3 separate regions of the Homo sapiens genome follow, and regions 2 and 3 are each linked to region 1. A link is a contact called in ENCODE Hi-C or POLR2A ChIA-PET data. All regions are on one chromosome and are shown on one strand. Each heading gives the region's core, a stretch centred on a gene start or an enhancer-like site at or near the end of the contact. The rest is flanking DNA. Distances are from core to core; before and after follow the strand shown.

Region 1 (2,700 bases), core at 183-2,682:
ACATTCTCATGTCAAAGTTGTCATGTCCCCCTTAATCTGGGACAGTTTCTCAGTCTGTCTTTTCAAGACCCTGTCATTTTTGAAAATACTGGCCAAGTACTTTGTTGAATGTCCCTCCATTTAGATTTGTCTAATCTTATGTGATTAAACTGAGGTTATGTATTTTTGGCAAGAACACCACAGAATTGATTAGGCACCTTTTCAGTGCATTGTTATCAAGAGGTAAATGATGCTGAATTTTGGTCACTTGGTTAAGATGATGTCCACCAGGTTTCTCCTCTGTAGTTACTACTTTTCCTTTATAAATATCTCATGAAGACAGAGTAGAGGCTACAGAAATATGCTTTTCATCATACTTTTGCCCATTGACGTTAGTATCCATTGATGACTGTTGTCTGAAACAACTACTGTGGTGTTTACCAAATAGTATTTTCTATTTCCATTATTCCTTCTACAATTATCAATCGGAATCCTGCTGTAAGGAAGTTTTCCCTGCTGCCCCATTTACTTGTTTATTAATTATTTATTCTTAGTAATATGGATTTTTAAATTCTACATTTTATTACTATCCAATATTGAAGATTATACTACTTATCTTGCAAGATTTCGTCCTGAGGATTAAATGGCTCCTGGTACATAGTAATCACAAAATTAACACTAAACTTGGAAGATCTGGGTTCAAGACCCAACACTGCCACTTATTAGCAGGAAGATACTGGCCAAGTCACTGAAGTCACTTTGGTTTCGTTTTCTTAAACTGTATAAAGGGAATAATAATATCTACCCCAAAAGGTTTGTTCTGACGTCTATGTGACTTAGCGTGAAGTCTTCAAATACACTCTAAGTATTAAGGACTCAAAAGTTCACCATTGTTTTAAAAGTTGAGTTTGTGACAGGATTGAATAACTGTGAGATTAAGGTGGCAGACACCAAAAGAGAGCGTGCTCTTTGCATGAAACGATCCAGGCAAGGCTCTTTTAACAGCTACCAGGTGGCAGGCCATGTCCGCGGGTGATCTGGGGGAAGCGCCCCTCCCCCGACACGGAAGCTCCGCGACAGGGGAGGCTGCGTGGGAAGCTCGCGCGACCCGACCCCAGGAGAGCGCGCAAAGCCTCTCGCACTGAGTTACCGGGTCTGGTCCGGACACTCCTTACAGCCGCCAGCCCGACCGCGGGCAGGGCCCACGGCCTGCGGAGCCTGAGAAACGCGAGCCGTACCTGCGTTCGCAACAAGGCGCCTTCCTGGGATCCCATTCCTCCGGAATACAATCCCAGCTCTTGGGCCTCGGGGAGTCATGCTCCTACGGGGCGACTGGGAAGCCAGTGCATCCCTGACTCACCTGAGAACCCGGGGCCTGGACACAGTAACCGCAGCTCAGAGCAAGCCAGCCTGGTAAGCTCCTGCCCATCAGCTGCCCAGCAGCCGTTTCTGCGCCTGCGGGAGAGCCATCGCCGAGCCGCCGTCACTTCCGTCATTCAAACCGCCCGCCAATGGCCGGACCAAACCGCGGGAATAGGCCCTGTCCCGCCTTCCTCGGGGGCCGCCGGGAAGGCTGCGCGGTGTTAAAAACCCCGCGCCCCGCGCACGCGCACAGGCACGCGCCAGCCCCAGCCTGCCTAGGGGCCCATTATTTGTCACACCTGTCAGGCTTTGACGTTTTCCCGTATGGGCCGCGCTCGGTGGCTCGCGCCTGTAATCCCAGCACTTTGGGAGGCCAAGGCGGGAGGATCACTTGAGCCCAAGAGTTCGAGGTTATGTATTTTTGGTTATGAGTTCAAGACCAAGTCCTTTTAAAAACATGGTGAAACCTCATCTTTACAAAAAATACGACAACAGCAAAAATTAGCCGTGCGTGGTGGTGGGCGCCTGTAATCCCAGCTACTCGGGAGGCTGAGGCAGGAGAATCGCTTGAACCCAGGAGGTGGAGGTTGCAGTGAGCCGAGATCCCGCCAGTACTGCACTCCAGCCTGGGCGACAGAGCCAAAGCCTGTCTAAAAAAAAAAAAAAAAAGTGCAGAGCCATGAGGGTGACTTTTGTTTTAAGGCCCCATCATGAAGATATCTTGGGATATGCATCCTTTTCTGTACTGACTACGGAATTCATTGGTACTATTATGCGCAGTTAACGTCTTATAGCTTTCATTTAAGGCCTCCAGCTCATAACAACAATGAGCCGTATGTTACCCTGTGCCTCCAGAGGTACAGCGCACGGAGAGCACCTCACGGATTTATCTGCTGTAAATAACCAATAATCAGGCGGTGAGCACAGGTTAATACCTATTGAGTATCTGTTATGTGCCGAGTACATTATGTTACTCTGGATGGATTATGATGCCTATACTAGATTTTGCAGTCTGGGTCATGGGGGTTAAACATCAGGAATCAAAGGATTAAAAATGGGGGGTGGGGATGGGAAGTTGCTGACACGATCAGATCTGGCTGCACAGTGGGGAAAAGGTCAGAGAGAGTGAAGACAGAAGGCCGTATACTACTACAGAAAGTGAAAGATAATAGCAATGAGAATGGAGAGAGGTGAGTAGATTGAATAGGAAGCCAAACATCAGGAATTGGTGGTTACCTGGTTATGGGAGGCACAAGAGGAGAAAACAAGGGTGATGCCCAAGTCCCAGATACCTAGCACCTGGGTAGATAGTGATAACATCCTCCTGGAACACACATGAAGAGAACCAGGAGGGAGAAG
Region 2 (2,700 bases), core at 146-2,645, 690 kb after region 1:
AGAGGTTGCAGTGAGCCTAGACCATGCCACTGCACTCCAGCCTGGGTGACAGAGTGAGAGACTCCATCTCAAAAAAAAAAAATTTCTAGAGTCACAGGCCACACCAAATACATATTACTATTTGCTAAAAATGGTCTGACTCCTTAGAAAAGCATTTTTAAGCTATATGGTTGTTTTACTGCTGCTATCTTTCCATTTTAATTCACTCTAATATTTGAATTTGCTCCCAAGGCCCAACTTGAAGAAACTGCAAAATTAACAAACAGGTGACTGAGCTCCTTCCTAAGCTGAAGTGGTCATCATGCCCCATGACCTGTGAGGGCTAGAGTTCAGATACTGCCCCCCACTCTGGTTTTGTTTCTTTGAAGACCTGACTAGGGGAATATTGAAATGAGAGTGGATTGAAATAGGAAAAATATTTTCAGGATTACAACACGATTTAGCCAAATCATTGCTTTAATTTTCACAGTTAATCCCAGGAATTCCCAGTCTTCGGAAAAGACCACAATATTTCAAAGCAATTTAGTTCAGTCCAAGCAGAATCTGCAATTTCTGCATTTACTCTCCGTCAACTGGAATTGGGTCTTCAGATGACCTGGAGATAAGTTTTTGACACAAAACCTACTGAAATGCTTCCATTGATTAACTCATTTTTTCAGCAAGGATTTTCTAAGCGACTACTACATAAAGCTACAGTGCTTGGCAAGGAAGGAAGTGGGATGTCAAGTACAGGTGGTGAGATTTCTGTGGCCTGATGTGGGCACCTCTGGAAAGACACGCATTGGAGCGCGACGGGGTAGCGATGGCATCCAGCAGCGTGGGTTCCCACAGCGCCGGCGCCCGGCCAAAAAGCGCGCCAGTAAAACTTTCCGCAATTCCCTCTGTGCCAAGCGCGTCCTGGGCAGCCGCACTTCGGAGGGGCAAAACTCACCCTAACTTTTGAGTGCAGAGTCAAACTTAAGGAATAGGTTAGAGTGAAGGGAAAGGGGAGCCCGGGCTGAGGAGGGAAAAGGCAGCGCATATCCCGGGGTCAGGGACAAGATCAGAAGACAAGGAAGGGCCCGATGCCAGCACCCAGCATCAGGAATGGTGCTCACCTGCGTTCCGGAGCTTGCGGTTCCTGAGCACGGAGAGGATCACCAGGAGGTTGCCCACGACGTCCACGGCGGTGGTGACGATGAGCACCGCGGACAGCGCTGGAGCCACCCAGGGAGGTCGAGGGGTCCTGGAGGGCCGCGCGCTGCCAGCCCCCGACCAGCCCGGGCGCACTGCCCACCCGCCCGCCTCGCAGCAGTTGGCGAAGGAGCCGTTCTCTGACATCGCAGACTCTCCCGCGCTGTGCTTTGGCCACCGCGCGGCCCCGGACAGCCGCAGGGCGCGCGCAGTACTGAGCCGGGCGCTCTCTTCCCTGCCCAGCTCGCGTGTGCAAGGGAGGAGGCCAGTGGGGAGGGGTCTGGAGGAGATAACTAATTAAGCGTGGGCAGGGGATGGAGAAAAATATAGGAATGGGAGGAGGACTTGGGGTGCAGCCGTTGTAGAAGGGAGTGCGTCCCTCAGCGGTGCGCTCAGGAACAGCTGGGACCGCACAGCTGTCTCTGCCACCCCGAGCCCAGCAGGTGCCTGGCCCACCTCAGGCTGCGGAGCGCGTCTAGCTTCTGTCCCTGAGTATATAGCCACACCCGAGACCCCGATTTCCTCCACAGCGTCCCCAAGAGAAGCTGTGTCTAGGTAGGGACGTCCAACCCAGGTTGATAGACTGGAGAAGGTGCTGATGGTAGGGACCTCCCATCAGTTGTCAAGAAAGGCAAGGTTTGACGTCCCATAGGGCTGTGCAGCCCGAAAGAGAATGCAACTCCTAAGATGTGGGGACAGAGCCCAGAACAAAGTAGGGTAGACTGTTATATTCTAGGGAGCTGCAGAAAAATACGAACCTAGCCATTTTCCAAGCACTCGCTGGGTATTGTGGGGGGCATTGATGATGTCTCTACTGGGTCCTCTTTATAAAGCCAATACTTTAACATATTTACCAACATATATTTACACATAATACTTAAATAGATGTATGGCCAATATTGGGGGTTATGATGTGGTTTTTGGAGGGGTTAGGACAAGAAGAAGATTGAGGCATGATTACAATAAAGAAGGAACTCAGGTGCCCTTTATTAAAAATGTTTGAGTCGTGATCTGGTGATAATAATAATAGATAACTTCTAATGGGGGCTAATCTTATGACCCCAAAGCACTTTTCACACCCATTAGAATCACTAAAATCAAAATGACTGATTATCCTATATTTGTGGAGGAAGTTAAGCAACCAGAACCCTCATACACTGCTTTTATGAGAATGCAAAATGGTATAGCCACTTTGAAGAGCTGTCTGTTAGCTCCTAATAAAGTTAAATATACACCTATTCTATGACCAGAAGTTCCAAATGAAAAGGAAAGTATATTTCCACCAAAAGACCTGTACAAGAATGTCCAGAGCAGCCTTGTTTATAGGAGCTCAAATCTGGTAACACCTGCAATTTCCACCAACAGAAGAATGGATAAGCAAATTATGGTATGACCTTGCAATGGAATACTACTCAGCAATAAAGATGATTGACCTACACAACAGCATGGATTAATCACAAATATGTTGTATTGAACAAAAGAAGCCAGATACCAAAAAATATATACCATATTATTCCAGTTATAGGA
Region 3 (2,700 bases), core at 177-2,676, 810 kb before region 1:
TAAAAGAAAGGGTTTAAGAGGCTGACTTGTGTTACCTTATGTGTGAGTTCTTGAATAAACTGTGAGTTTCAAAGGAGGGGCAGGCCAGAGTTTAGATATGTGTGTGGTCTTCATATAACTTTGCACCACTGGGATTTGTTCCTTCTCTTCCATAGAGCTTCCCAGGTCTACCATTTTTTTGTACTATGCCAAAGTAGGGATGATGAGTTGAAAGGAAAACTCATAAGTAATTCTAAGAATTTAAGCCAAATGAAAGGTAGAATAGCAGCATTGGTAAGGGGAATGGGTAGTCACCATATGATGTTGATTTTTCTCATTGCCCCCCTCATCATTTGATTAAGGGAATGTGTAACAGCTTTCTCTGCTGTAAAGTTCCCATTTTCTACTTTTCAATTAATAAATATTTTTGGGAAAATACTTTGAGACTATGCAAATATCCTGTTTCACCTTAAACTTTTACTCGCTAATTTTAGCATCCATGGGTGATCTTATTTCCAGTAATTAATACTGTGGTATTTTAATTGTAAGTTTTGATTTCCTTCATTCTTTCTATATTTATTAATGGAATTCTTCTGTAAGGAAAATTTGTCCCTTCTTCTCTATTTACTTACTTATTTATGTCATTATGGACTTGAAGATCCAGTACTATCAGTTTTTTGGTTGCTACTGTTCCTCTGATTGTTGCAGCTTTGACCATTGCATTCTCTTTTATGTTGGCCTCTGTGTCCTTTCAATGTCTTCCCATCTGTTTTGAGGTCATGACCTTAGTTAGCTTTTTGGCACCTCAAGATGGTCTAGGCTCTTGGCTCTTGTAATGGCAAAAATCACAATTACTTTTGCACCAACCTGATATTTTCCTACCTAGCCCTGGAATCAACCATTTCTCCAAGGTGCTCTGATTCTTTTTATTGGAGAGTGGTATTCAGAAATCCACAAATGCGTACTAGGTGTGCTTACTGCTACCAGGGCTTGCTCAGCACTCTGAATGAACAGAGTTATGGGAATAGATATATGTGTATATAGTAACCCATGCATACATACATGTCTATATATGTGCTTAAAAAACCAATGATAAGTTCAGACTGATTCTAATCCAGCCCTACAAGGTCCATTTTTGTCTTCTCCCTTTCCTTACTTGTGACTTCTTTGTCTAACAGAAGCCTGGATCATATTATAAATATATATGTTTACTTATTTTTTCAATCTTGGTTTAATTATATTTCCAATCCTGGTATAATTTGAAATTATAAAGTAATTTCAAAATTGCTAACTCATACCCCTGTGCAAAACAACTTTCCCAACTAGGTTACAATGTTTGTGTAAGTTATTTTAGTCTTTAGCCTTTCTGTATCTAGTTGAAACCTAATTTTTCAAACTTACTTAGCTCATTTTCTCCCCACCCCCTTCACTGTGGTTATGTGGTTCTTTGGTAATGCTGTTAGATTCATTTGTCACCCTGTGCATTCTCAAGATACTTCTGCTTTCATATTTAAAACAAAGAAGGTTTTCACAGATTGGGTGAGAATCTTGAGCCTTCTGCATTTTGCCTTATTTCCCATTTGTTTCTCTACATCAACTGTTTTTTTCTCTTGTTTCAAAGAAGAAAGAATCTGAATTTGGAGATGACTTGGTCATGCAAAATCTTTCAACAAGGATATTGTGATCACTTCTAGGTCACAAATTACAGTCAGCCTACCAGCATCATCCTCCCTTCTTCTTCCGGGAAAGAACCAGCACTCAATGAAGGCACAATGGCATCATGTTGTATTTGGGAATTATTCTGCTTTTCTTTAGTAGTTGTGATAATCTCATACCTTAGATGTATGTTTTTTACATAAAAACATTCCTGGATACACAAGCCTGTATATTCTGTCTTCCCTGCATTTATTCTGCTTAGCCCTTCTGTTCTCCTTGCTGTTCCTTGAATTCACTGAACACATTCCCACTTTAGCACCATCTGCTCTTCTACTGCTTAGGACTTTCTCTCTCCGCGTACTGATGCTTCATCTCAGTTCTCTGCTCATTTGATGCTAGTCAGAGAGGTCTTCCTGACTACCCTGTGTATGTAGAGAGGAGTATGGCACTTCTATGTCACTTTTCCCTTTATTTTTCTTTACAGCACCTATCACTAACTGACAAGTTATACATGTGCATACTTACACACATGCATATACATCTTGTATTAGAGATTGAGTATCCCTTATCTGAAATGCTTGGGACCAGAAGTGTTTAAGATTTTGGATTTTTTGGATTTTGGAATATTTGCACATATGTTGGGGATGGAACCCAAGTCTAAACATGAAATTTGTTTACATTTTATATATACCTTATACACATGGCCTTAAGTTAATTTTATACATGTTTTAAAATAATTTTGTGCATGAAACAAAGTTTGTGTTAAGTATTTATGTGTGGAATTTACCACTTGTGGTGCCATGTTGGCACTTAAAATATTTTGGATTTTGGATTTTCAGATTAGGGACTCAACCTGCATTGCTTGTTTCCCACACTAGAACAAGGACTTTGTTCACTGCTGTGTCTTCCATATCTAGAAGAAGCCTGGGACATCTGACATAAAGTAGACAGTGTTTGGGTAACAGTATTTGTTGGGTGAATGGAAGAATATTGGTTTGGATTAAATGAATGCTTGGTTAAACTATGTGAACACTTTTACTTGAATCTCCAATGATGTAAGTTAAT

What was found. A loop is a pair of places that touch in the nucleus more often than their neighbours do. ChIA-PET counts read pairs that join two places held with the same protein, here RNA polymerase II (POLR2A). Pooled maps may share reads with other maps.
Region 2: a map with no recorded cell type shows a loop between it and region 1 (3-fold over the local background). The contact joins the promoter of MTNR1B here to the promoter of CEP295 in region 1. A Hi-C loop is called at or near these places in 1 of 168 maps with a recorded cell type or tissue (naive thymus-derived CD4-positive, alpha-beta T cell) and 1 of 37 single-sample maps with no recorded cell type. POLR2A ChIA-PET finds 5 or more read pairs at or near these places in 2 of 52 experiments (H1 and PC-9).
Region 3: a pooled map shows a loop between it and region 1 (4-fold over the local background). The contact joins the enhancer-like site here to the promoter of CEP295 in region 1. A Hi-C loop is called at or near these places in 1 of 168 maps with a recorded cell type or tissue (CD8-positive, alpha-beta T cell), 2 of 37 single-sample maps with no recorded cell type and 4 of 50 pooled maps.

Annotation. Positions count from the first base shown.
Region 1 is chr11:93,660,414-93,663,113 of GRCh38, reverse strand. It overlaps CEP295 (centrosomal protein 295), which reads right to left and starts at 1,432. Exons shown (of 30, transcript NM_033395.2): 1 at 1,340-1,432. RefSeq lists an enhancer at 1,309-1,438 and a silencer at 1,599-1,668.
Region 2 is chr11:92,968,346-92,971,045 of GRCh38, reverse strand. It overlaps MTNR1B (melatonin receptor 1B), which reads right to left and starts at 1,395. Exons shown (of 2, transcript NM_005959.5): 1 at 1,098-1,395. The coding sequence starts at 1,320. LOC124902733 (a long non-coding RNA gene) reads right to left here. Exons shown (of 2, transcript XR_007062838.1): 2 at 2,131-2,700. RefSeq lists an enhancer at 348-847.
Region 3 is chr11:94,472,362-94,475,061 of GRCh38, reverse strand. All of the region lies in intron 7 of MRE11 (MRE11 double strand break repair nuclease), which reads left to right. Among named protein-coding and RNA genes, the nearest start is that of MIR548L, 7.1 kb to the right of the region's middle. Within about 2 kb of position 1,426, at least 4 of the 41 ENCODE cell types and tissues checked have a DNase peak (open chromatin) inside an H3K27ac peak, as active enhancers do; they include CD8-positive, alpha-beta T cell, where a contact is called at or near this core.